Regions from separate parts of the Homo sapiens genome. Here all the other regions are linked to region 3. Evidence: chromatin loops called from intact Hi-C (ENCODE). Cell type or tissue: heart left ventricle. All regions are shown on one strand. Region 1 has its middle 41 kb from the start of DSC1. Region 2 overlaps DSG2 (desmoglein 2). Region 3 holds the start of DSC2 (desmocollin 2). Region 4 overlaps LOC105372049 (a long non-coding RNA gene). Region 5 overlaps LOC105372049 (a long non-coding RNA gene). Region 6 overlaps DSG4 (desmoglein 4). Region 7 holds the start of DSG2 (desmoglein 2).

Region 1 (4,000 bases), 100 kb before region 3:
ATTCTTGTTGGAACTCATTGTCCTTAGATAAAAGCCCAATTTTTAAGTACTACTAGCATAACTCTGTACAAGCTGGATCTTCTTTAGTTCTTTATTCTTATCTCCTGGTACTCTCCACCTTGAACTCCATGCTGGCTTCATGCCAAATGAACCTTCTCTCAGTTTCTTAAATATACCATTGTCTCTCTCCTGTATACCTTCATGGATGCTGTTTCCTCTTTTGGAAACACTCTCTATCCTTTCCGCCACTCCAATCTCCCCCTTTACTTGGTAATCCTTATCCTTCAGAGAATAGCTTAAAGGTCATTCCCACCAGCGAACCTTCCCTACCTGCAACCATGAAGTGTGGGTCTGGGGTTCCTGGTGTGTGCTCCCAGGGCACATTCCCCTTTCCCTGCCCTGGCGCTCCTCACACATGGCAGTGTGTTTACTTATCTGTCTGCACCACAAGTGCCCTGTTCCTGAGGGCAGAGGTCACAACTCTCCTATTCGTTATTGTATCCCCTCTCCTGTTTATCATTGTATCAGGCCTAACACAGTGCCTGGCACACAGCAGGGCAGGCTTTCTACAAATATTTGTTGAATGAGAAAATATATGCATAAAAGTATTATTTTCCAATTTGTGAAGCCAGCTTCTCAGAAAGAAAATGGAGTTTATGAGCAGAGCTTTCCAGTAAATTTGTATTTAGTCATAATACTACAAACAAGCATATCATTATTTCTTTATTTCTTGGTTTTGAATGGTAATTATTTTTGCAAGTTCTGAGTATTTGCACCAATTTATGAAATACAAGCAGTAATGAAATACAAGCAATTTATGAAACACAAGCAATATTAAACATGACAGTAGATGGCTCCTGTTTATAGGTGATGCCGGTAACATTCTAGAAATAAATGGCTTGATTGGAAACTTCTGTTTAAAAAAAATGTGGGAAGTGAAGGGAATGAGTTGGCCTTTAACAAAGAGAAAGAGAATACGATCATTTTCTAAATATAATAAATAGAATATCATATTTAATCTATGTATGCTTACATGTAGAAATAATTTTTACGACATCATGAAACTGGTAAAATATGAGGCAGATAAACTTAGGGGAAGTGATTTTTCTGGTTATGAAATACACTTTTCCCCAAGGTACTCATAATTTTAGTTATTTGTAAATAATTTTACTTCATAAAAGCATATTTCTAAGTGAATGTTTCTGAAATATTAAGTTCTTGCAATATCTGAGGTTTGTTAAGCAGGTATTTAGTTAAGCAGGTATTTAGTTAAGTTAAGCAGGTATTTAGTTAAGTTAAGCAGGTATTTAGTTAAGTTAAGCAGGTATTTAGTCTCATTTCTGTCTTACAACTCAGCAACCAGAGGTGTTCAGTGCATCAGAAAGGAGGAATATAAGCATGTTCGATAGAGTGATTCTGTCCAAGGTGTTTGCATACTCATTTTATCCTTTCAGCAACCCCGCACAGGGTGCTCTGCTTATTTTCCGCGTTATAGAAAAAAACATCAAAATGCAGAGCAGGTAAGCAGCTTGCTCAAGACCACCGAGTGAGTTTGAGGCCATCCTTATGAAAGAAGAGAAAGGAAGAAAAAAAAAAAACAGTTAAGGCAAGTCCTCAGCAGAGGATTTAAACAGAGAAACAGCCTGGAAAATCAAGCTGCAGCTGCACAGATAAGGGAGCAAAGCTCAACATAGAAACACCTTTATTCTTTGTGTAATCAGCGGGCGCCTAGGAAAAAGTTTCTTTTCCTTTCATGGACCTGTACATGGTGGGCTCCCTGGGAACTTACATGGGGCGGGGGGCTTGCCTAAAACATGCCTACAGTTGCTCAGACAACAGAAGTGTTACTCCCTGTGCTTGCGTAAGACACGCCCGCAGCTGCACAGAAAAGGGCAGTTACACAAGCAGCTATATAGACAGGGGAAGTTACACAGCTATACAGATAAAGAAAGTTTCTTATACAAACTTTTGCATTCAACTGTAAAAATGGAAACCCTCTTGGGACCCCTCTCTGCTGTGGAGAGCTTTCTTCTGTTGCTTATTAAACTTTTGCTCCAACCTCATCCTTGGTGTCCTTGCTTTTTAATTTCCTTGGTTGTGAGACCAAGAGCTCAGATAACACCTCAGACAATAAGACTGCTTCATTGACCCTAGACCGTTTCACCAATGGCCTAAGCACTCATGCTCTTTGTAACACACTGAGGATATGGTACAGAAATTGCCTTCGTATCAACTGAGCCCAGGCTCTTGAGCCTCAGCTGACGATTCCACACAACAGACTATGTCTGCCCCATTCAAATAACTTTTAGCAATATAAGCAACATTAATCAGAACAGAGTATTTCTGGGAGCAAAATATATGAGTTTGAATTCTAGCTCCATGTTCTACTAACTGTGTAAATTGAGCCAGCTTTTTTTTTTTTTTTTTTTTTTTGAGATAGAGTTGTTTTGCTCTTGTTGCCCAGGCTGGAGTGCAATGGCGTGATCTCATGAGCCAGTTTCTTCACCAACCTTTTTATTTCATGTTCCTCATTATATTAAATAGGTATTAACTAACTCATTGGATTCTTCTGAGGATGAAATATCATAATGTATGTAAATTTCTTAACTGAGTATTGAGCACATAGTAAATGCACCCCCCAAATCAGACATTTTTAATATAAAGCTTGATCAATATTTTATCTATCCATTATTAATGATTTAATATAATTGCATTAAAACAATATTTTATTGAAGAAATAAAGAAATAATGTACATTTACATGTGCAATAAACTAAACTATATAACATGTAACTCTAAAACATCTGAGCCCATGATTCAGAATCATTAGCTGGTTATCAGCACTTTAGAATCTGTAAAATATATGTAAATATGTTTGCTATCTTTATAGTTTCTATGCACATTTTCACTTGGAGTAGAAAGGTTAATACAATGTGTACAACTGTAGTATTTTGTATTATCTTTTTGTTTTCTTTCACTTTTGATTACTTTTTGAAAAACTAAAATCAAGCAAAAATAAATTTTATCTAACCTTACTTAAACTATCTGGCCTTTCTTTTAATTGTTCATGCTCTGACAATCTTAATTCTATGACTAAGATGTATAGCTATTAATTCAAGATTACATGGCTATCAAGAATCTTTTGCTATGTTTTGATGCTCTTTAGGGAATTTAAAGGTAACAGTACGCCTATCTTTCCATCCCTCTCAACTGAACTTTATATATAATCTCATTTGAGTTTAGTTAGATCTATTGAAAGAAATTTTGTTTTATGTTTGAACACATAATTAAGGCACACAAGCACAAAGACGACACTTCCCCTCTGTCCTGTGGCATCAACAAAACTCAGTTTATTCTGGAATGTGCAAAGTTGAAAATTATAAATAAGTGTAGTCTAATTCCATTTTTAAGGAAGGTAATATTTTGTAGTTCAATGTTTAGTGTTGCCGTGAATAAGGTGAAAAGACTGGGCAAGTTTGCTATTCATTTTCAAACTAAATTATGCCACGCCTTTCTAAACCACATTTTCAGATTCCAAAATGGTTTGCATCTTATGCTAGTAAAAGAATGAGTGACACTTAGACCAATGGAACAAGACAGAAATACCAGAAAGAAATCCATGCATTTACTCTCAATTGACTTCCAACAAATATGCCAAGAACACACAATGAGAAAGAACAGCCTCTTCAGTTAACTGTGCCGGGGAAACTGAATATTCGTATGCAGAAGAATGAAATTAGACCCTCATCTCGCACCATATACAAATATCAACTTAAAATGAATTAAAGACTTAAATGTAAAACCAGAAACTGCAGAACTACTAGGAAAAAATGTAGGGGAAGAGCTCCACGACATTGATTTAGAAAAATATTTTATTGGATATGACCCTAAAAGCATAGGCAACAAAAGCAAAAATAAACAAATAGGATTACATCAAACTAAAAAGCTTCTACACAGCCTGGGAAACAATCAACAAAATGAAGAGAAAGCCTGGGAATTGG
Region 2 (4,000 bases), 410 kb before region 3:
GCTACAGCCATGCTGTGACCATGAGGGGAAAGCTAATGAAATGCTAGAGAAGCCAAACTGAAACCATAAAGGCTTTAAGTTACAGAATCGTTCAAATTTGGACCAACTCTCTCTCTAAACTTTTTCTTACGATTGATATTCAACATTCTTTTCTTTAACCTAGTTTTAGTTGGGTTTTGTTACTTGCATCTGAAAGCCACCTAACTAGGATACATCCATTTTGCAGGGCTGATGTGCAAATTAAAGAAATATATGAAATGTAACTATTGCAGTGACTGGCATTCAATAAACAGAATTTATGAGACATTTCCTCAATTCTAAGTTTTGCATGGTCCTTATCTTAAAATTTCTGCAAGTTTGAATTAATTCATACCCTCAATTTCCTGAGCTTGTAGGATATGTTAAGTAACACAATATTCTTACCCTGTTGGATGCTTACATACTGGGGAGACAAAGACAGACCAGGTTTTGATAAGAGCAATAAAAAAAATTAAAGCAGGGTCAGGATAGTAGAGAGTGACTTGGAAGTGTGGGAAAACTCTCAGAAGGGGCTGCATCTGCACAGAGACGTGAATGGTATGAGGAAGCCAGTCAGGCAGAGCCCTGCAAAAGGAACGCCCAGGCCATGCGGTGGTGAATCAGTGATGATGATGTCACAGGGATAGGCCAGTACCCAGTCAGGGAGAGGACTTTGGGTTTTATCCTGAGTGTGAGAGGAAGCCACTGGAAGCTTTTATGTTTGGAAATGATACAACCAGTTTATGTTTGAAAAAGCTCGCTGGTGCTACTGTATGGAGAACAGGCCATAAAGTGGCAAGAACAAATGTATAGAGACCAGACTGTAGTCATTGCATCATTGCAGAAGCACGTGCAATACATAACACTAGCTTAAACCCTGGGAGTTGCAGTAAAGATGAAAGAAAGTAGATATCTCCAGTGTTTATTTTGAAGGCAGAGGCAACAGAGACCTGTGAATGGAATGAATGAGGGCAAATATAGATGACCCTTAGAATTTTGACCCGGAACACCTGGGTGAGTGAAGGCACCATTTCCAGAGATGAGACAGAATGGGGAGAGGGATGGGGTAAGCTGAAGGTGAGGCAGGAGACAGGGGTGGTGTTGAGGGAGGGGTGAAATGGGAGGTAAGAGCCGTTTTTATGTGTTCTGTGTGAATGGCCTTTTGGATATAGGAGTTAGTAGCTCAGAAAAGAAGTTATGCCCGGAGATAAAAATTTGGGAGTCATCAGTCGGTTTTAGTTAAGGAACTGGGATGCATATTAGAGGTTTTGTACATCTTTAATGTAATGTTTCTTTTCTTCTCTCAAAAGGCTGGTATTAAATTGCTGAGCATCTAGGGAGCCAGCGTGACACAGGCAAGGCTAATCTGCTGTGAATTGGGACAGCGGCTATCAGGGGGATCGTAGGGACTGAAGGGAGCACAAGGGGCCTTCTGGGATGCTGGCAATCTGTTTCTTCACCTCGTTACTGGTGACATGGTGTTTTCAGTTTGTGAAGATTCAGTGCACTCGTGATATGTGCACTTTTCTGGATGTATGTTACACTAAAACATCAGAAGAATTGATGTGCATCTTAAAGTCAAGGTTGTCTTGGAATCTAGGTAAGAGGGTTCTGCTATCTGCATTTTTATAGCACGTATTGCAGTAGCATGCTTTTAGTAAGGTGTTATGGACTGAAATATTTGCTTCATTCATTGTACAAAAAAAGAAAAAAGAACTGCACTAACATTTTGTCAATTGTGGAACTGTCTGTTTATTTGACTGAGCAGTTAAGATCTCAGCCACTGCTTTCTAAATAATTTGGATCTGGTTCCTTAAGATCCTCTATCTCACAGAACACATTCTTAATTTAGACCAATCGTTCTCCACTAGGGGCAGTTTTGCCCTGCCCCGCTCCTCCTGCCACTGGGGATATTTGGTAATGTCTGGAGACGTTTCTGGTTGTCAAACCAGGGTGGGGCTCGAGGTAGGGGAGATAAATGCCAGTGGCATCTAGTGGGTAGAAACCAGAGATGCTGTCAAACATCCTACAATGCACATGATAGCCCTTACAACTAAGTGTTATCTGGCTGCAACTGGCCAAGTGCCGAGGTTAAGACACCATGGCTGCGTTTCTCTGATTGGAAGCTACTGTAATAACCAGGGTCAGGACAGTAATACAAGCTGCAGAGGACTGTGGAGATTCTGTACATCTCTAGTGGGTAGTATACTGCAAGTAACATGACTGGAACAAGCAGAAACTCTCTGCCTTAGTCCTCCATTCCCACTCCCTGGCACTTTTTAAAAAACCTGTCCACTCTGTAAGTTTGAGTCACCTCCTGTGGGGATGCTGTGAAGAGGTTTCAAGCATGGGAGGGGTGGCTGGACAAAATGGCCAATAAGGTTTCCTCCAAACACTAAATCTGTGACTTTTTTTCTCACCAGGAACTTGGTGACAGAAAAATGTCACCTGCAACATGACTTTAAGACTGACGAGGAAAAGTAAGCTGCTAGTTCCTGTATCCAAAGCAGTGTTTTCAGATGAACCAAAAAATTCTGCAAAAGCTTTTCTAATTTGCTAAACTCTAAAAAAAGTATTTTATTAACTAGTTTTGCTGCTTTGAAAAACATGTAAAAAATTTTTCTACCATTGGATCCTGCACATCTTATAAAAACTGGACTTCCTGGTATCTGGCAAAAGATTTTTTTTTTTTTCCTGCAGAGGCATGAGGGAATACCAAACACCATCAATCAATGTACTCTTTGTTTTCAAGGTCAGCACTTTTAGAAAAGACTTTCTGTTCTGAAGTCACCTTGATGAGTTTAAACAAGAATCCAGAAGGACTCATGAGTCACTGGATGACAGCTCCTCCTGGCTGACAGGTTCTCTGTCAGAAGTCTTTCCTTTAAAGTAGAGAATCTTGAAGTGTTCAGTGGTTTTATGGTGAGGTGATCCCTTAAACTTTAATAGATCAGACTAAGAGATACCTTATTAAAAATGGATGTAGAGAAATACAAATTAGTTTAAAACATTATTTCAACTTTCAGTCACTATAATGGCTTCTAATGTCCATTCAGCGAGAAATTACTAGAAGGTAAGCAGTGTGCTCAACGGACTATCTTTAGAACTCAAACACAGAGGACGTGGCACTTGCCAGTGGTTCTTTAAATTCATGCCCACCTCAGGCCCATCATCTAACATCTGTGTTATTTTCTTTCCTTGGTTACTCAACCTTCCAACCAGCAGAATGTTTTATAATTCTTTTGTTTCTCCCTTTTATTGTATAGAAGGTCAAATCAAAAACTGCCCAGAGGATCCCTGGTTTATCCCCAATCCATTCTTAAAGAGCTTTCAACTTTGGCTGAAATAATCTGAAAGAAATAAAATGAGATAAAATAAAGGGAGTGGATGCCACTTGTTTATTTCCTCTGGTCACACATCCTGACTTTTCTATTTGTATTGGCAGAGCTGGTGGTCTGGTCTGTAGTAGCGTCCATAGCCACAAAGAAGGCTCTGTAGTCTACAGTCATAGAAATGTACATGTTCAGAAGAGTTCAAGTGACCCAGTGCAGTCAGGGTGGACCAGTGAGTTTGGTGATCTGCTCTGATAAATCTGACGTGGGTCAGATTTATGTTGGAATTCACCTACTGCACTTTTCTCTTCTTAATCTTATTTTGGGGACAGGAGGAAGAAAAGACAGTTTTTATAACATTTATTTTACGGCTAACCAGCATAACTTATTTAGAAAATTCCAACTTAAAAGTCCAACTTACAGATGATCTAGACATTTATATACTCCTATAGCAGTCTCACTCAACAGCTGATTTAAATATGTAATTATATTTTTCACAATTGCTAATTTAAAAAAAAAGAGCAATATTTTGAACTTTTAATTTTTGAACTCTGAATTTGAACTTTAGATAATAATAAATATTTTAAGTCTGACAGTAATAAAGTACATGACTTACCAAAATCTTTCACCTGTTCTTCGGATGTTTGGGC
Region 3 (4,000 bases):
AACACAAAAGAAGTTGCTTCTTACTTTCGGTCTGGTGTACTTTTTACTATAAAAAGTATATTTTTATTGGGAAACTAGTTCATGCAGCAGAATCATATTCATAAGCAAAAGTCATTCTTTTAAAAAAAGATCACATCTACTCACATTCCATTTTTTTTTTAAATATATGCCCTTTGTTTCAAACCTATGTTTTAGAGGGATCTATTTCAGTGACCATATAGCCTAACCTAAATACATTAAATAAATTGGGTACTTGCTCAGAGAAAGTACTTTATATTCCATTCTTTTGTTGAAAGTTTTTTTTGGAATAAAACAAACAAATCACCATTTTAATAGCCTCTATCAATTAATGTGAAAGAGGAAAATAAATATCTAAGATGAATTCTAGTCAAATTGCTCTTCCGCCCTTTCCTGGAATGAGGAAAAACATGAGCTGCCCTTAAGGCATCAGAGGGTAAAGAGTAGGCAAGAGTTTGGAAATGTCCTATAGTCAAAGCCTGTGATGATAGTCTGAGTAGATCTCCAGAACCTGAAACGCTTATAGCTTTCTTTTTGTCCTCTGAAAAGCTTCATGCTAGAGACCATGATGTCATCTTTAATAGGATGAGGTGTGCTTATGGTATCATTGATGGAAAACTATGAGTGTTAAAAAATATGGAAACGGAAGGATGTCAATTATAGTCTCATGCTGATGACTCAGGCTTATTTTACTAGCAAAGGGTCAATGATAATTTTATGGATATGGAGACAGAACAGCTCATTAGTGGCATTCGTTAATAAAATAGGGCATGAGCATAGCACAGACACAGAGAATGTAAGGCATGCGCTGTTTGACATTAATTTTTAATTTAAATATACACTCAGTATTGCAGTAATTCTGGCTCGGCATACAATGGTGTTAAGATGGTGAACATTTTCAAGAATCGAAATGGTGTGAGTGTCAGGGTTGGCTTTTCACATAGGATTCTCAGGACATCCCTGAGGAAACTTAAACCAAATAAAAGGGAGCAGACAAGTTTCTCTTTTGTGGTCAGGCTTACCTGGTTTAAGTCAGTAATTGAAAAGAGGTGCAGGAGGATGAGTCAGATGCCTTGTCATTGCTTTCTGAAGAGCTAAAAGAAACAGCATTTATATCTTAATCTTCCAGATTGTGTGCTGCAATAATTCATTTAGTTTAAGTGCACTTCAAATAAAAATGTAAATTATCCCATTCTTATTCATTTCTCACCATGAACTCTGGTTTTGATGGTAGTAAAGAAGGTGAGAACTCTCCACTGGATGTTCAGGAGTCCGGTATAGGAAATAAGTTATAACTCTATTTGTGACCAGGGATGTTCTTGGAGAAAATCAGTAACCACATGTAGCCCACGACTAGGACCTCAATGGATGCATTTCTTATAGTAACTCACCCTCGATTTTATTATTTTGCAGTCGCCTTGATTCCCTAACTTTACGTACGTATGTATGTATATATGTATTTTTGTCTCTAAATTATGGCGATTGTCTTGTATCATTGTCATGCCAGTAAATTCCTAAAAACACAAGACCCCAAAGAATGGTGCCTCAGATGACTATGATGTCTGAACTGCTTGTGGGTGTGTGTAGGAAATTCACTCCAGTAGAGTGTGTAACAGTCTCCCTGGAGTCAACTTTCTGTCAGGTGGGCCTCAGGCAGCTGTGACCTAAAACCCAGCCTCTGCGGCTCAGACCTCGCTCTGTAATTGACCCCAGGGCAGGGACCACGGCCGTCGCCGAGGGCAGCGGGCAGGGCGGAGCCGGGGCCGACCGCGCACTCAGGAGTGAGTCTTTGTGCAGTCAGGGCTTCTGCTGGGCAGGGCCGGCTGTTAATCTCGCCTGGCGGAGCGGACACCGGGGCGTGGTGGGGGAGATGGGCCTTATAGGTGGCGTCCGCTGGTGAGAAACACCTTGCGCAGGTAAAAGGGTGGCGGCGAGAGGGAGTTCCCACCCGTGGCTTTCTTAGAGAAATGAAGTCTTAAGTCTTAAATAGACAACAAGGAGGGGCCGATCGGTGTCTTTTGGACGCGTCTGGAGCCCCTCCCTCCGCCAAAGGAAAAGCCCCTTGGATGAGAGGCAGGCGCTTCAGAGAAGCTAAGAAAAGCACCTCTCCGCGCGCCCCACCTCCTCCGCCTCGCGCTCCTCCTGAGCAGCGGGCCCAGACTGCGCTCCGGCCGCGGCCCTCGCCCCGCGGAGCCCTCCTACCCCGGCCCGACGCTCGGCCCGCGACCTGCCCCGAGCCCTCTCCATGGAGGCAGCCCGCCCCTCCGGCTCCTGGAACGGAGCCCTCTGCCGGCTGCTCCTGCTGACCCTCGCGGTGAGTGTAGCCGCGGCCACCGCTCCGGGGAAGGGGGCGATCGCCTAGGGTGCAGAGGAAAACTAGGGGAACGGGGATAGGTGGGGGTGGCGGGAAAAGCTGGGGTGAAGGGGCCTCTGGGTGGCTAGAAAATGGAGTTGGCGGGGGTGGGGGAGGGCAGATAGGAAGAGGATCGCGACCTGAGAGTTGGGATCCCCAAGGGAAGGGAAGGTGTCTCCGGTAGATGTAATCAGCGCACTCAAGGAGAGGCGGGAGCGGGCCGCTTTCGCCCAGCCAAAATCGTGGCCCCTGGGTACGCGCCGGGGAGCAGGGTGCGCCGGGGCGGGAGTGCGCCGGGGTCGGAGTGCGCCGGGGCGGGAGTGCGCCGGGGCGGGAGTGCGCCGGGGCCGTCCAGCTGGCCTCTGGCACCTTCCCCGGGAACGTGCGGCTCCCTGTGCCTCGGGAACGTGCGGCTCCCTGTGCCTCGGGAACGTGCGGCTCCCTGTGCCTCAGCGCCTGCCCAGGCCACGGAAAGGGGAACCGCTGGGCGGCCGGGACGGAGAGCGAGTGTCCTTGGGTGAAAAAGGGAACTGCTCGCCTTTCTGGGAATTGTTTACTCTGAGAGAAGGGCGGGGGGAAGTGGCGGGTGGGGGAGGGGATCTTGACCCTTTGCTCCTGAGGACTGTCGACCGGCGAGCCCTAGGTGAGCATTTGTACAGTTTCAGTGGTTTCTTAACGTGCGAGGCTTCAGTTCCCTAAATCTTCGGAGGAAGGAAGGGTCTTTCTGATTTCTTGTCCCCAGAGGCGACTCGATTTTTCTGCTCACCACCCGCCCCCCGCGCCACCGCCCCTTGCCCCAGGTTCTTTCTTTCTTTAAAGAGCACTACAGCAATGACCCTACCCCTTCCCAGAGCTGGGAGCCTAAGTGGTTGGCCTTATTTGGGGCGGGACAGCCCCTTTCCCAGGCTTGACCGATGGGATCTCGTTGGGGAGCCTGAAGACGCAAAAAGCCAATGCCGGGAGCAGCGTCTGGGGAATTGGGGATATAAAAAGTCCGATTGGACTTTTCCTGGCTCCCTGGAAGAGGAAAAAAATCGACAGGTGTGGAAAAGTGCTCCTTGTCTTAAGCAGAAGGCGTTGGGCGCCAATCAATCTTGAAGGACAAAGGGAGGAACCCGGAAGGCTAATTCCTTCTGGGAGAAGTGAACTGGGGGCTGAAATATTCGTATAATTTCCCCTTCTCTTCCGCTCTCACTTCGCAGTAGAGTTCCACATTTTACAATCATGAATTGGTAATTGTTACTGTTATTAGAATGTCTTTCTCGAGGAGCTCAATGGACTTCAAACCCTTAACTGAATTCTCAGGGCATATTAATAACATAGAAAGGGCCAAGTACACAGCAGTTAACATTTTACAGATGAGGAAACCAAGAATGGAATAAATAACGGTCAGAACATATGTTGATGAGTAAGAAATAAATTTTCATTAGACTCCTAATAAAATTGCAATTTCTTTTAAAACCACCGGCCATTCTTTAAAGGAAAAGGCATGCACAGACGCTGGCAATGCGTGGCATTGCTCTGCATATACCTGCAGAGAGAGCTTTCTGTGTGTTATCTCAGATTCTGTTTAGGAGGAGGTGGGGTATCACTGAATACACTGAAATTGAATTTCCATTCCTTGTTCTT
Region 4 (4,000 bases), 160 kb before region 3:
GTGGTTCATACTCTATGAAATACTTTGTGATAAAGAGATATATACATATATCCTTATTTCTATGTGAATGTAATTTTAAAATATTATATATAATATAGCATTTTAAATTGTATTATAAATATATAATATATAATATATTACATATATGATACACTATATATTATATGATATATATAATATGACATATATTATATATAATATTTAAAAAGTTCCTCAAAGGAAGGACAAAATGATAAATATAAGAGCTAATATTTTCTTATGTGCATTGCCTAGTACTTTATTTAAAAAAAAAAAAATCTTGGCCAGGCGCGGGGGCTCATTCCTGTAATCCTCAAACTGCGGGAGGCCCAGGTGGGTGGATTGCTTGATTCCAGGAGTTCCAGAACAGCCTGGGCAACATGGTGAAATGGTCTCTACTACAAATACAAAAATAAGCAAGGCGTGGTGGTGCGTGCCCGTCGTCTCTGCTACTTGAGGGGCTGAGGCATGAGAATTGCTTGAACCCAGGAGGCAGAGGTTGCAGTGAGCCTAGATTGCACCACCGCACTTCAGCCTGGGCGACAGAGTGAGACTTCGTCTCAAAAACAAGAAAAACAAACCTTAATTGTCTACTAGGTATTAGGGATATGTTAGGTCTTTTTTCACCTCATTAATCATGTTTGTTTTAGAGTTATGTTTCTATGTGTCACTGGGTGTATATTTAAGAACACTTTCATTTCAGCAAATAATTTATTATTGGATCAACCATAAAGTTATTCAAAACATATAGTGAGATATAATTGATTACTGTATAGTGACGTTGTATCTCTTGACCTTGCTAAATATCTCACTATTTATAGGCGTTTTATTCCAAATGCTTTTGGACTTTTAAATACATAATCAAGGTGTCTTAGAAGCAAGGTCATTTTACTTTGTTTTTTCCATACTTAGGTCTTATGTTTATCTCAAAAATGTTATATTAATTTCAAAAGAAAACAGGCACAGAAGAGTATAGACTATAATTTCGCTTGTATTAACTTCGTTTGAAAATCATGCAAAACTAACTCATGGTGATAGATATCAGAAAAGAACTTACATCTGGGACAGGGGAGGGCCACTAAGAGGCCTGGAGGAGTTCTCTTGGGTGATCAATGTGTTCTTGATCTGGATATTTGTCACCTGGGGATATACATATGTCAAATTTGGGGATATACATATGGGGATATACTTATGTCAAAATTCATTGAGCTGTGCAACTAAGATTTGTGCATTCTCCTCTAGGTAATTTATACCATTTTTTTCTTGCTTGTTCATTATTTTGATATGGGGAGGTAATGGAATAGTAAACATGGCGTCAGAGTCCTCCACATGGTTCTAGTTGGTTCAGGGCTCTATCCTTAACTGATAGCAACTAGGGATAGCAGCCGAAAATCCAAACCACAAAGCTCCCTGAAGGCTGCTATAGTCAAAGATTTACAACGAGGTTTTAGGTTATTAAAAATCCAGTCACTAGCCAAAGAATGGGAAATGATCATCTCTACTGGAATAATTGGGTTTGGATTCTTTTGATTTGAAATCTTGCCCAATATCAGGGTGTTGTGAATAAAAGATACAATTAATGCTTTCAAAATTTAAGACTTTTTGTATTGATATAAAACAGCTTTTTAAAAGTAATTTATATTAATAGGAAGCTCTTCCAATGCATCCTTACTTTACAACTGTAATACGACTTGCAGACAGTTGCTATATCTGTTTGTAATTAAGTTAAATAGGCTGAAACATTATAAAATGATGTACATTTATAAATATAAAATATCTATATACAGTTGAATAAAATGTGTACTCAAAACAGCTCAATGTGTAAATTATTTTCTCAGAGGAGGCAAAGCATGCCAAATAAGTAAAACAAGCATGAGTTACTTTAGTTAAACATTAGGTTGATTAGGAGGAACCAGACCCTGATAAGGGAAGAATGTGGATCTGTAGTTGAGGGAGAAATGTTAAGGAGGTGTGGTTTGCTTTGTAAATAGCAACCATCATGAGACACAGAAAAACAGAGATGCGTGCTATAAGACACAATGCCAGACACCATTTTCTTCCATCTTCCCTTTTTATTTTATTTATATTCAAATTTCCAAAAACACCAGTTTTAAAAATAATTAAATGGACACGAATATTCAGTCTTTTAAAGTGTGATAGACAAGATTTTAAAAGTTATTGTGAAAACATTTGTTGGGTACATGGATATATATTTGAGTTAAGAACGAATGACCTTGCTCTTTCTTTACCCCAATAGACACTCCATGCCATAAGGGAGCGTGCCCTCCCGTCCTGCCCTCCTGGCTCTGGGCATGTGGAACCATCCCTTCTATTGGTTATTCAGAACTGTCTCAAGGACTCATGTTGAAACCTGAGCCTGCAGGGTCTCTGAAAGTTTAGGAAATCCTCAGATGCCTTGGAAATTCCCCACCTTGTCAGATAAATCTCTTAAAAGTGATGGGCCACTTTGAGCCTTACTGTTTCTCAGTCTGCTGAATCCATTTAACAGGGGGCTGCAGAGGGCAGGAGTCTGGCTGAGCACAAATCTTTACAATCCGTGGTTTGGGAACAGGATATGGTTATGCTACACTTTGTCAAGAATTTGGGGCTTCTGGGTTCAGAAAATATGCTCAAAACATGCCTGAAGGTGTTTTGGAGCAAATATTTGGAGATTCCTTATTTTGTTCTAGAAACTGCTCTGGAATTTGGGGAATACAGTTCAAGGGACCCAGTAAACCTGCTTGGACTCCTGAATAACCAGACTGGACTTAAATCGGGATCTGCCAACTGCTGGTCCACAATTATAAAAAATATGTTTTAAAATGTCGAAATGACAAGAGTATGAGAAAAAGTAGCAGTCTTAATGTCCAATCCCTACATATCCCTGATTCCTACCCACCAGAGGCAACCTCTTTGAATTCTGATCTTCTGGGATTTCTTTCCCATTGTTAAATGTACTTATGTTGACTTCTCTTCGGTTCAAAATTTGAGATATAATCTATTAAATTCCTTCTACAGAAAATGAGACCATCATTTAGCTCTCTTTAAAACCAACAAGTGGAAAAATTCGTTTCACGCAGATATTTATCTTTCAACTCATCCTCCCAATTTGGTTATTCCATAATTTTTACTAAGATGAAAATTCAGTGCTTATATTATTGTGACTTCATATGCATTATTTACAGCTGAATCAGGTAATATCCTTTTTGTGTAATTTTTCATTTCTCTTGGAATTCGTTAACAATTGATGCTTACATTTCTATGTATTTTTCATTAAGTCATCCTCAACATTTGCAGAACTCTGAAAGCTTAGGTAATCATTCACTCAGTTTTAAAAATTTGTTTAATTGTTAGTTTGCTTGATTTGTTTTTTAAGTTTCCCTCCTGGAGTATTCTACCTGGGCTGCAGTTTGGGCTGCTTGCTCTCCTTATCAGATTCATCTTAGGACTTCCCTTCATTCTCATCCTTAGACTTTTTTTTTTTTTTTTTTTTTTTTTTGAGACAGAGTCTCACTCTGTCATCCAGGCTGGAGTGCAGTGGTGCGATCTCGGCTCACTGCAGCCTCCGCCTCCCAGGTTCAAGCGATTTTCCTGCCTCAACTACACGCCACCAACTCTGCTAATTGTTTTTTTTTTGGTGTTTTAATGGAGATGGGGTTTCACCATGATGGCTAGGCTGTTTTGAACTCCTAACCTCAAATGATCCACTTGCCTCAGCCTCCCAATGTGCTGGGATTACAAGCCTGAGCCACCATCCCCAGCTTTCATACGTAGATTTTTCTGCTGCTCTCCCCTTTGTTGGATCTCTTGCTTCTCAGGTCCCATGATTTCTGTTTTCTTGACTTATTTCCTTGTGAGAGAGCAGCTTCCAAGAAGAGGTGCATTGCAAGTAATCATTTTGAGACTTGACATACATTATAATGATTTTATTTACTCTCACACTTCGTTGATTGTATGATAGATATCAAAGTCTAAGCTAGAA
Region 5 (4,000 bases), 140 kb before region 3:
AAATGCAGGAAGGAAAAGAGGAAAAAGGCCCTTTCTGATAAATGGCAAATTTAAAGTGCTGATAATAGGAAGATACATTTAAATTGAAAATACATTTGCCATAGCTTCTAGAAGCAATCTTGGAAAGCTTTCCTGTACCCTGAAAACACCTACTTTGCATGACCAATCTCCTCCATGTGGGGAGAGTACGCAGAAGTCATTTGCCAAGGAAGCTGCTGCACCTCACCACTGTGGAGGAAGCATGACCTTTACTATTTCTGCCGTATGATTGGGTGACTACAGTACTGCTCCTAGCATGAAAGCTGGCTCTGTTTTATGGGATTCCCACTGTCCTGCCCTACTTGGGCCGGCGTACAGTGTTAAAGATAACAAATGACCCCATCTGCTGTTTCTGACCATGCTGTATGTGTCAAGTTTAAGTAAGGAAGTCTTACCTCGTGTCCTGTCTGGGCAAGCACAATGACCCGTCTGTAGTACGCGTACCTCCCTGAGATCAAAGACCAAGTCCAGTTTCCAATTTGCTAGACTCCATTGGAAGGTTATTTATCTCAATCCATGAGTTTTAACACTTCGGGCTTTTCAAATGAATTCAAGTTAGAAGGTATTTTAGAAGTCAAATCAGTCTAAGAGCTTATCGGCTAAGGACAGTATGAAAATCAGGAAACCTTTGAGTGGTTTTCAAAATGAATTTCTTACAGTCTCACACTTAGAGACAACTAAAATATAAATTATTTATATGTAAATTGTTCATTCCCCTAGCAGTACCAGTGTTTTCAAGGGAACTGTTGTGAAGACACTAGAGCTTTCAGGGTTCTGGTTTACATCCCTGTAAAATCTGTAGAGCATTGAAAACCTGTTATTTGTAAAACACTCCACAGTTGATTCTGATAATCAAGTCCTCTTTTCAAGAAAGTCTGTTGATTTCTATTTAGAGAAAAAGGAGAAATTAAAAATAAAGCCAACAAACAGCCAGGACCGTCTTAGGGGATTTAACTCTTTATCTCTTTCCCCTGTTGTATGGTCTGCACAGCAGTTAATACTTTCTGAAATCACCTTGCTTTTTACTTGTTCCTTCCCACCCCCTCACCCATTGTATACACTCCATGAAAGCAGAAACATTGTCTCTTTTACTTTGCGCTAAAGTTTGTTGAATGAAAAAAAAAAAAAGACTTCAGAAAGCACCTCTATCCAGCATAGCTTTCATACCTTAAAAGACATAAATCCCTGTACATTTAAGTGATTTACAAATTTTCCAAAACCACAATAAATGAATGAATCAGGATAAGAACCTGGGTCTCTGTGCAGCTCAAGTGTTTGTTATTGTGTGCTAGTTAGTTTCAGGTGGTCACCTGCTCAAGTCCATTTGTCTAGATAGTATTAATTGATTGCCAATAAGTCAGGCACCTCATTAGGTGTTGTGATAAATACAAAAAGTACAATAACACTCTTCTTGCCTCAAAGAATTTATTATCTAGTAAGTACAATAAAACCTGTCCACTGAAACTACTCCCCCAAATCATTCCTCCTCCTACGTGAATAAAATCACTGAATCTTTGGCATGTTCACCAAAGACACAGCAATTAGGCACTCATATTTTGGCAAAGAGTCAAGTGTATTGTACAGTCTATAAAAATCCACTACCAAATTAATTCACCTGTGTGCCCTTTACCCAAGATATTGGTACATGTCACTATGGGAACATGGTTAGAGAGCTCTTTTGATGGAATTGCTGGATGTGACTTCTTCTAGGTATCTACACTTGACCATCTTTTGTCACAGAATTTGCTAATCCCCAAATAGCCACCTTGAGGAGGGGAAAAGAGGGGAACTAGTGCAAACAATAAATTAAGTTTTTATTTCTAAGTGCTTACCCAAGGCCTGAATCTTTCTAATGACTTCAGGAATATACTTGTTAATACAGGGCAGGCAAAAATTTCATGTTGTCAGCAAAACTTTGATGGTATCAAAATAAATATGAGTCATGTAATTTCAGCTTTTGAAGGTGGGGTCTGAGAAACTAGAAAAGATTTCCTGACTGGCAGATAGTGAGACAGCAACAGCCCCCTGGGAATGGAGAATCCCGCATCTCCACCTCCATCCAGTGCAATTGCAGAGACCACCGCCAGGGTGCCTAAGGCTGGTGCATTGAAACAAAGGAGATTCTTTTTCCCTGTCAATATTCTGAAGCTGCATGAAACAAACACCTCTTTTGTGACTCCTGCAGTCTCAGACAGATCAAAGCTTTCAAAAGGAGGTGTTGCTGGACAGTTTCATTGCTCAAGGCTAATGATTCACCTAAGAATCCACCCAGGAAAGTTGCTAAGCTGGTTTGCTGGCTGTTTGGTGAAGACTTTTAAAGAGATATTGCCACATTTGAAGACAGAATTTTACTTTACATAAAAATTATACATACAGAGGACGGCGAAAAGACAATTTATATTCTGATAAAGTAAATGGGATTTCTTTTAATTTTCATCCTTAAAAACTATATTTAAAAATGAACTGAAGAACATGATATAACTTTTCCTCAAACATCCCATTCAAAAGGTAGATTTAAAGTTTCTCTGTATGTGGTGCTATTAAACTCTGAATAAATGCAGATAAGTTGGAAATATGCCATTTGTTACTGTGGGAAAATCATGACAAAATATTACTCAATAAAGCCCTGTTTGGAGACTGTACACACAGGTGTGGGCACATGCACACCATCAACAACCTTCCTTATACTGTAAAAACCAAAGCATATGCATGCTTGATTTCTTAAGTATTATTCTTACTTGAATATAATTTGCTTAGACAAAAAAAGAGCTAAGAAGTAAATCCTTTTACAACCATCATTTCACATGGTTTTCTGGGAACTTTCATTTGGCAGGAATTCTGTGCCTTCATGTATCTTTTACCTAAATCTTAAAAGGAGAGGTGTAATTGAAAAAATACACCCAGCTATTCGGGAGGCTGAGGTGGGAAGATCACTTGAGCTCGAGGATTTGAGGCTGCAGTGAGCTAGGATCATGCCACTGCACTCCAGCCTGAGCAACATAGTAAGACCATGTCTTTTACAAATAAAAATAAGTAAAGAAAACAGAAAACAAGTAAATTAAAATTTTGACATGATTTTTAAAGGCTCTTGGCTTAGCCCCTCTCCAACAGGATTGGATTGGATGCTTACTTTACTTGTTTCCACAGCTTGTGGTGCCTTTATCTGTAACAAGGGCCACAGCATGGTGCCTGAAGCAGGAAGTGATCCAGCCAATGGTTTGTTGCATGGATTGCTAACTACCTCTAAAGCTATTTTCTTTATAGCATGTGTTTTATGAATATCCATACTACCAAATAATAGCTGTAAAGCCTATGGTAGAGTGAAGTAGAATAATCTGGGTGATCTAATAATGACGTCAACACTTGACACTAAAACACTACCATTTGAGCCAAGTGTCATGGCTCTTGTCTGTAATTCCAGCACTTTGGGAGGCTGAGGTGAGCGGATCGCTTGAGTTCAGTTTAAGACCAGCCTGGGCAATGGTGAGACCCTGTCCCTACAAAAAATAAAAAAATTAGCCAAGCATGGTGGGGCACACCTATTGTCCTAGCTACTCAGGAGGCTGAGGCAGGAGGATGACTTGAGCCCAGGAGGTCTAGGCTGCAGTGAGCCATGATGGCACCACTGCATTACAGCTGGGGCGATGGAGTGAGATCCTGTCTCAAAACAACAACCACAACCAAAAAAACAAACACAAAACCCCTAAGCACTACCAATTTGAGATTGAGGTGTGCAAGCAAATTCCTTCTTTAGTATGTTTAAATATTGTCGTAGACTCAAGTTAAAAGATAAATGGCATGTATTTGTAATCCAGAGTGTCCAGGCACTATACTTTGCATAAATATGGTCATATTTAATTGTTGCAACAAACCTCCGAGGTGTCATTCCTACCATTCTACAGAGATGAAGAAACTGAGACTTAGAGAAACCTCCTAGTTAGTAAATGGGAGAAAAGACGGG
Region 6 (4,000 bases), 290 kb before region 3:
AATGGTCAAATATCTGCCTGAGTGTGTATGTTCTGTTTCCAGGAAGGCTCATTTCCTGGTACAAATGTGTCTGGAAGAGAGAAGCAGGGCACACACAGCTGGGAAGGAGTTTATAGTGGTACACAGACTTGGAAGAAAAGTCTCGGCATGCTAGTTCTTTCCTAAAATCGGTTTTACTGGCCCCCAATTACGCAGTGAGACACGAAGGTGGCAGTTAAATATGACTTTGGGACCAGAAAGTTCCAGTTGGTTCTTGTCTTTGCCATTCACCACCTGGGTAAATTGAGACTAGCTATTTGTCTTCTTCAATTTTGTTTCACTTTCTCTAAAAATGGAATTACTGGCTGGGTGCGGTGGCTCACACATGTAATCCCAGCACTGTGCGAAGCTGAGGTGGGCAGATCACTTGAGGTCAGGAGTTTGAGACCAGCCTGGCCAGCAATGGTGAAACCCCGTCTCTACTGAAAATACAAACATTAGCCGGGTGTGGTGGCGCATGCCTGTAATCCCAGCTACTCCGGAGGCTGATGCGTGAAATTGCTTGAACTTGGGAGGAGGAGTTGCAATGATCACACCACTGCACTCCAGCCTGAGTGACAGAGTGAGACTCTGTCTCAAAAAAAAAAAAAAAAAAAAAAAAAAAGCAATGACCCTATTTTCTTCCGAGAGTTGTGAGGATTAAATGAGATAATATATGTGAACCCTCTGGATACACCTTATAACAGAATAGTTGGTGTTTAGTAATTGCTTAATAAATGTTAGAATTATTATAAAAATAGAGAATCAATTTTTTTGTTAGAATTCCAATTGGGTAGCATTTTGCTTTGCTTTTTTCTCAGTGTTGAAGTCAAATATGTATATATATATACACACACACTTTTTTATTGCTTGCGTTTTCATATACACTTATCAATAAATACCAAGGAGAGGCTGTTATTGACAGAGAGACTTTCATTTTTCTGAGATCTTTCTCTTGTTAAACTGTAAATTCCTTGAGAACAGGGACCATATCTTATTTGCCTTCATGTCCTTAACACATAGCAATTCTCAATAAATCCTTATTTTTCTTCTGCCTCCCTGGTCCGCGTTCAAGTGATTTTCATGCCTCAGCCCTCCCAAGTAACTGGAATTACAGGTGACCGCCCCACACCCATCTTTCGCTAGAGACTTGGTTTCACCCCGTTGTCCAGGCTGGTCTCGAACTCCTGGACTCAAGTGACCCTCCCGCCTTGGCCTCCCAAAGTGCTGGGATTACAGGCACGAGCCACCTTAAATCCTTTGAATTGAGTCTTTGTAATTTCCTCAGACTAAGAGAAGGGTTATATAAAGCTTAGTCAAAAGTCCAGTTTCCTCAGGGTTAAGGGGTATCCCGAATGAAAATGGAGAAGGTGTAAGAGGACATTAGTAACCTCATTCCAGATGTATCTGGAATGAGAGGCTGACCACCAGCTGTTGAAAATGTCAAACATGGGAAAATTACGCTTATGTTCTCTAAAATAGTTCTTTTGGCTAGGTAGTAATACAAACATCAAGGTTTAAAATTTCATTTTAATTAGCCTTTCTCCATTACTTTGGTATTTTTAAGCACATTTTTTCTTACTCTTTTTAAGAGATTTGGAAAGTTATCATTCAGAAAAAAATAGATAGGGCTTTGTATATACAGCATCCAAATTACCTTGACAAATTTTTCATGAAATTGATATTTCAATAGCTTTTTTTTTTTTTTAGCAATTAAGTATATCTTTAAAAAAGTTGTTATCACAGAAGGCACATTACATAAGTCAGATAGTACATTGCCTGCATTGTTAATTTTTTTCATATTTATAATTGTATGCAGAAGTTACGAATGATGCAATCAAGTCCAGTGACTTCTGTTTGGATGATATCTATGCCATTAGTTTCAGGTAAATAGTATCATCAATACTATTCTCAAATTTTGTGAGTCTCTACTATCTTTTGGACACTGGACCAGGTGCTGGGGGTAGAAAGATATTTAGATCAGGTTCTTTATGCACAAAATTCTTCTATTATTTTAGTAGGTTGGGAGACAGAACAAAAGCAAAGAGCAGTTACATATTATGAGATAATATACAAAGTTAGTCACTAAGATGATAAGAACATAGGTAAGAATTGCATGTTATGTCTAGCTCTTGATTTTTAACCAGGATGCAAGGTTTAACAAATTCTGATCCCTGGAAGAAAAACTTGACTAAATATTCAGAATTTGATATGGTGGGAGGTGACCTCTTGTTCCTCTATTCCTCTTTGTATTGTATTTGGCAATGTCTCCTATACCCATTCCTTTTTTTTTTTTTTTCCATTTTTACTGCCATTGCCTTAGATCAGATGCTTAGTACCTCAGAACTTAATTAATATCATAATAATTTTTATAACTGTGGTCTTTTCAGAGTTGAACTCATGTTGTTAAGTTTCACTTTTGTTGCCGAGGCTGGAGTGCAATGGCACAATCTCAGCTCACTGCAACCTCCGCCTCCCGGGTTCAAGCGATTCTCCTGCCTCAGCCTCCCGAGTAGTTGGGATTACAGACATGTGTCACCACACCTGGCTAATTTTGTATTTTTAGTAGAGATGGGGTTTCTCCATGTTGGTCAGGCTGGTCTCAAACTCCCGACTTCAGGTGATCTGCCCGCCTTGGCCTCCCAAAGTGCTGGGATTACAGACGTGAGCCACTTTGCCAGGCCGGTGTTATTGTTATTTTAGAAAATATCCCAAAGCTTTCCTTGGTCTATAAGTAGGAATTGAAAAACTTTTGGTTAAGGGCCAGATAGTAAATGTTCTAGGTTTTAGGGGTCATATCATACAGAGTTTCTATCTCAAGTATTCATATCAGCAACTTGAGTGTGGAAACAGCCACAGAAAATACGTAAATGAATGTATGTGGTTGTATTCCAATAAAACTATTTATGAAACAGGGGACAGGTGAGGACCTCTGGATCATAGTTTGCTGACCTCTGGCCCAAAGCAATGTTTTCCAAACAGAAAGTCCATGATATACTCTTTGAGTCCTTGTGTTCACTTAAGAAATTATAAAATTGTGTGTATTCATTTGGATGACAATCTTATATATAAATATTTTTCATAATTTTGGTGGCCAGCTCTTAAGTTAATATACCATATGATTTCAGTGTGTATGGTTGTGCTTTGGTGGTAAAGTAGTAATACTAAAATTGCTCAGATACTTGAGAAAGAAAAGCGAAAGACCCAATGAATAAACGATATGTTTGCTTCCAGAAGGCTAAATGGCTTCCTAATATGCTATCTGAAAAAACTTCACAGTAACTTGATGATATGGTTTGGATGTCTGTCACCCACAAATCTCATCTTTAAATGTGATTCCCAAAGTTGGAGGTGGGGCCTGGTGAGGGGTGATCGGGCAGATCCCTCACGAATGGTTTACCACCATAGCCTTGGTGATAAATGAGTTTTTGCGAGATCTGGTTGTTTACAGGAGTCTAGGACCTCCCCCTTCTCTCTTCTGCTACTGCCCTTGTCATGTGATGCACTGGCTCCCCCTTTGCCTTCCACAATGATTGTAAGATTCCTGAGGCCCTCACTGGAAGGACATGTTGGCACTTTGCTTCCTGTATGGCCTGCAAAATGGTGATTCAACTGAACCTCTTTTCTTTATAAATTACCCAGTCTCAGCTATTACTTTATGGTAACACAAAAAGAGCCTTATGTGCTTGAATAGAGAAAAATAGTAACAGAACTGAATAATCACACTGTAAATTCCACAATCACACTGTGTAGTAAGCTAAAAATATGTGTGTACATATATGTCTTAATATATATTTTCCTGGCTATAAGTGTTGTTTATGTTGTTAGCAGCAATTTCCTTTGTTAAAAAATAACAATTTCCCTCATTACAGTAATGTTAATCTGAATCTTATTGGTTTGTGGTTTTATTCGTTTCTAATTATAAATTTTTCAGTTTTATCATTGTCTGTGAATTAAAAGCAAGTAATTAAAGAAAAATTAA
Region 7 (4,000 bases), 400 kb before region 3:
AAAGTATCAAATTGCTAAAATGAAAGATATGCCTAATTTGCTTACCTGCTACTCTGTGAGTGTACAAATTGGCCTGATTGCTACATTATTTGAAGATTAAAGGTCATTTATTTTCATATATGGAAAGAATATGTAACTCTCAAAGTAAGCTAGGTGTTACATTAGCTTGGGATTCTCCTTAAACAAGGAAACATCAAGGTGACAGGATTAGTTGTTTTGCCAGCCCAGAGGCTAAAAACGACGTCCCAGATCACGTCTTAGAAAAGTTTTGTCAACAAAATGAATTTTCATTGAAAGTTACCTCAAGGACACGGGGAAAATGAAATGGATAAATAGAGCATGAAAATGAACTGTGTGCTAGGCCTGGACGCCCTAATTATCATGCTCTTCCACCTGAGAGTTCATGGAAATCTCTAGACTGGATTCAGTCACGCCTTTTTCCGTTTTGAGACACACACACACACACACACACACACACACGATTTTCTTCCACATCCCACCAAAACTCGAGGATAGAAGGGCTCATGTTTTGGAAGTTAGAACTTTGAATATAGTGAATGTATTTGCATTTTTAATTATTACGTAAGAAAACTGAGTATGATTTTGCATCTAATCTCTGTAAACACATATTTGTGAACTCTCTGGAAGGTGAACTCACACCTATATTTGCAGCATAACTGTCACTTTATTAAAACCCCTTTAGTAAACCCCTATAAGCGAGATACATACGTGCAACCCCTTAAACAAACAGAAAACCAACAGTTTAAAATCCAATTTGAGCAAAAGAACTCTAAATCCAGGGACTGAACGTCGTTTCCGGGAGTGAGGGGTGGGGCGTGGGGGAGGGGGCGCTACACTTCCATTTTCTGTAACCTTTTAAATGAATAAGGCTTCAAACTATTACATATGTTTATTATCTTTAATATTGGAAAACTTTTGAAACACCAACTTCATAAACTTTAAGTTAAAACTATATGTGGGTGATCCACTTAAAATTAAGCTTTGTAAATTACACCTTTTTAAAAAATTTTTAGCCAACTTTTTGCACTCTAAGAATACAAGTATGTTCCTGGTTTCCCCAGTTCACTGGCTTGTGTCGGCGGCTAGAGGAGCTGGGGAATCCTAGGGAAATTTAAGGAACGTGGAAGAAGCGCGAGGTTGTTCCCTATTGCCTCCACGTTTCTCGTCCCAGAGACTCTCAACAAAGCCTCCGACCCCCAGCAATGGTGTTCCCCGCCCCAGGGCTCACTACACCCACACACCACAGAAAAGGGCGCTGGGGCCTGGGTGACGCGGGAAGGAAAACACAACTTCGATAGGTCGCAACTTACTCTCCTGGCTCCAGCCAAGAGGATTTTCCGAAGCCCCAGGTCGGATCTCGCCGCAGCCTGCCCGGCCCTTTTCCCCCCTCGGGCAGCAGGAAGGAGCGCCGGGCAGGTAACGCGCACAAGGGCGGCGGGCAAGTCTGGTCGCGAGGTCTAGACCTCGCCTACCGACGCCCTCCCCGGCGGTGGCTCCCCTGTCCCGCTTGCGGCACTTACCAGGAGAAGCAGCAGGGCGTACGCGCGTCCCGGGCTCCGCGCCATCGCACCCTCGCCTCCGCCTCCCGCCGCCGCACCGCTCCGCGCCGCCGCCTGCCCCGAGCGCGCACTCGGCTCCTCCCTGGCCCCGGCCTCCCCCCGGCCCGGCCACCCTCTCCCTCCCCGCCCCGAGGGCTGTCTTCCCGTGGCGGTTGCGCGGCCCAGCCCAGCCCAACCCAAAGGCGCGGCTCCAGGTGTGGCCGCCGCGAGAAAATGGAGCCGGGGGCCGGCCCGGGCCGCTTTTACAGAGGTGGGGAGTTCAGCAGAGGAGGGAGGCGCGGGGTGGACTCCCGCCCGCTCGCACTCGCACCTGGGACCGTGACGTCCTTGGGTTGGGGACTGTGGGTGGCAGGCCCCGCCCCGCCGTTCTCTCCTTCCCGACCCCCTACTCTCTGGAGAATGGCGGGAGGAGGGAGCCTCCTGGCGGGGCTCGACCTGGGTAGCGCGGGTCGCAGGGCCCCGGCCCAAGGACAAAAGCTCCACGGAGCAGAGTCCTGCGGGACCAACCGGCCCAGTGGCTGCGGGGCCAGGCCGCCCAGCACCGCCCAAAGGTCCCGCACTTTGTGATTGTGCTTTGGGCCCGGAGCGCAGGTGTCGCTAGTGACATGGGGACCCGTGTCCTCAGGAAAGCTGCGACCGCGGTGCGTTCGGCCCGCTCTCCTGGAGCGGAGGTTGTGGAGCAGAATTTCAGGTGGCTGTCTCCCCAAAGGCTGCTCTTCCCTATGGCCCTTCACTGCTTCCAACAGGTTTGCAGCTTATCTGGCTCAAGGAGAAACAATCACCAGAGGTCAAAAAGGACAATTCTTGGGCTAGGAGAAAACTCTAGGGTGTTACGGGAAATATATATATTCTTTGAAATGATTTACAATTTCTATTACACCACTAGCTAGATCAGAGGCCCCGCTCCAAGAGTGACTAGCTGAGTGGCCTGGACTAGCCTCTCTGGGCCCCAGTTTCCAGATCTGTCAAATGGAGTTAATAGCGACCAACGCACGGGGAAGTTTTGAGAACGAAATTGGAAAATCTTAGGTAAAGCATTCTGCAGTGTCTAGAACTTAAGGGTTCAATAAATAATTGTTAAAATTAGAACAACGTGATTGCGAGGTGAGATGTTAAATTGACATCTTGAAAAGCAGAAACTTAGTATGGGCATCCAAACACTAGAATCAGCACCGGATTACGAAACTTCCAAGAAATGTAACGACTGAAAGTAATGGACGAGCCTATTGTTCTGTGCGAGAAAGGCGCAAGGGGAGAAGAAAAGACACACACACCATACTTTTAAGGGTAAACAACCTTTATCCCAATTAAATGGCAACGCGGATATAATAAGCAAATGATATAATAAGCAAATTGCAATGGGAAGGGGAGAAGGAAAAGATATATTTATAGGTACACTCACCAGACTGTGGAGGATTCACCACCACACCGGGAAGCAACAGCCTGGGCTCCAGAGTCGGACACTACACTCACCAGACTACAGAGGATTCTCATGAAGTTTCCTCATGGTCTGGGACCCTAGCTCTTATCGTAACAAGTTGTTTGGCATGAGACCCAGTCACAAGGGCCCTTCCCGACTGGACTCAAGGAACACAAAAAGGTCAACTTGTGTTTGCGATTGTCTGTTGTGTTTCAATAACTAACAAATAGGAATTTAAATAGAGATTTATTTGAAACAGCGCTCGATGAATTCCTCAAGGGGCTCACACCACCTGTTCTGGGACTTGGTGGCCATTGTTTGTGTCCATGTTCAATTGAGTTCAAATTTAATATTTAAGTTTTCCTCCACATTCGGCTTCAATCTGATACTCAATCGCAGGAAAATACCCCTACAGATACATGGGGAAGGCATAGTTGATAGAGATTACAGATACAGGGTAAGCACAGGAGAATTAAAAGCAAAATTAATAACACACCCATCATGGCTTTGCAAGGAGAGTAATATTGTGAGAATTGTCAGGGATATACACATAACATCCAGTGCAGTAAGGTGCAAACCCCTCCTTGGGCTGCAGTAAGCATATCTAATGCCTTTCCATTTGCAACACAACAGTACATAGCTGAGCAAATTCATCTGATAACAACATACATCCAGTGCTACTATCATTAAGAGCTTTTCTTAGAAGTGAGCTTAATGTTTTAATTTGTTGCTGAAGCAGGATTGTATCAGCTGCAGGGGAGAATGCTGTGATAGGATACCACCCCTACGGAGTCGGATGCATTCTAACCAGGGATGTTTGTAAGCATCTAGATTACTGGGGAGGGGAATATTATCCCGGATGGTGAATGGAATTAATGGCCACCCCCAAGTGCATATCCCCATCCAATATGGGGGCAGGTATCGCTACCCATAGGATCCGCATACCCAGAGGGCCCCGCAGGGGACAGCAATGGAGTTACTGTAATCATAGTGTACTAAT

The links. A loop is a pair of places that touch in the nucleus more often than their neighbours do. Peaks named below come from ENCODE experiments on the same cell type or tissue, not always from the same donor. Only the 100,000 strongest peaks of a DNase experiment are listed, where the experiment ranks them.
Region 1: a loop joins it to region 3, with 3 times the contacts of the local background. A loop is called at or near these places in 18 of 110 quality-filtered maps.
Region 2: a loop joins it to region 3, with 3 times the contacts of the local background. A loop is called at or near these places in 15 of 110 quality-filtered maps.
Region 4: a loop joins it to region 3, with 4 times the contacts of the local background. A loop is called at or near these places in 10 of 110 quality-filtered maps.
Region 5: it touches region 3 in a loop (2.4-fold over the local background); 13 of 110 quality-filtered maps call a loop at or near these places.
Region 6: it touches region 3 in a loop (2.4-fold over the local background); 7 of 110 quality-filtered maps call a loop at or near these places.
Region 7: a loop joins it to region 3, with 7 times the contacts of the local background. A loop is called at or near these places in 20 of 110 quality-filtered maps.

The regions. Positions count from the first base shown.
Region 1 is chr18:31,201,452-31,205,451 of GRCh38, reverse strand. No RefSeq gene overlaps it. Among named protein-coding and RNA genes, the nearest start is that of DSC1, 41 kb to the right of the region's middle. In heart left ventricle, no CTCF peak of the experiment used is centred here; a DNase peak (open chromatin) is centred at 1,862; H3K27ac peaks cover 1,473 bases.
Region 2 is chr18:31,509,302-31,513,301 of GRCh38, reverse strand. All of the region lies in intron 1 of DSG2 (desmoglein 2), which reads right to left. Among named protein-coding and RNA genes, the nearest start is that of DSG2, 13 kb to the right of the region's middle. RefSeq lists an enhancer at 1,979-2,048. In heart left ventricle, a CTCF peak has its summit at 1,900; no DNase peak of the experiment used is centred here.
Region 3 is chr18:31,100,235-31,104,234 of GRCh38, reverse strand. DSC2 (desmocollin 2) reads left to right here and starts at 1,814. Exons shown (of 16, transcript NM_024422.6): 1 at 1,814-2,332. The coding sequence starts at 2,264. DSCAS (DSC1/DSC2 antisense RNA) reads right to left here and starts at 2,647. Exons shown (of 4, transcript NR_110785.1): 1 at 2,512-2,647; 2 at 1,041-1,112. In heart left ventricle, a CTCF peak has its summit at 2,327 (motif pointing left); DNase peaks (open chromatin) are centred at 1,804, 2,264, 2,794 and 3,164; H3K4me3 peaks cover 2,515 bases; H3K27ac peaks cover 2,453 bases.
Region 4 is chr18:31,260,368-31,264,367 of GRCh38, reverse strand. It overlaps LOC105372049 (a long non-coding RNA gene), which reads right to left. Exons shown (of 4, transcript XR_001753388.2): 4 at 2,071-4,000. Among named protein-coding and RNA genes, the nearest start is that of DSG1, 56 kb to the left of the region's middle. In heart left ventricle, no CTCF peak of the experiment used is centred here; no DNase peak of the experiment used is centred here.
Region 5 is chr18:31,240,280-31,244,279 of GRCh38, reverse strand. The region is part of intron 1 of LOC105372049 (a long non-coding RNA gene); the gene reads right to left. Among named protein-coding and RNA genes, the nearest start is that of DSG1, 76 kb to the left of the region's middle. In heart left ventricle, a CTCF peak has its summit at 2,109; no DNase peak of the experiment used is centred here; H3K27ac peaks cover 649 bases.
Region 6 is chr18:31,392,998-31,396,997 of GRCh38, reverse strand. All of the region lies in intron 8 of DSG4 (desmoglein 4), which reads right to left. All of the region lies in intron 1 of DSG1-AS1 (DSG1 antisense RNA 1), which reads left to right. Among named protein-coding and RNA genes, the nearest start is that of DSG4, 18 kb to the right of the region's middle. In heart left ventricle, no CTCF peak of the experiment used is centred here; no DNase peak of the experiment used is centred here; H3K27ac peaks cover 358 bases.
Region 7 is chr18:31,495,838-31,499,837 of GRCh38, reverse strand. DSG2 (desmoglein 2) reads right to left here and starts at 1,661. Exons shown (of 15, transcript NM_001943.5): 1 at 1,542-1,661. The coding sequence starts at 1,586. RefSeq lists a silencer at 1,462-1,931 and an enhancer at 2,132-2,271. In heart left ventricle, no CTCF peak of the experiment used is centred here; DNase peaks (open chromatin) are centred at 1,607 and 2,077; H3K4me3 peaks cover 2,026 bases; H3K27ac peaks cover 1,454 bases; H3K27me3 peaks cover 739 bases.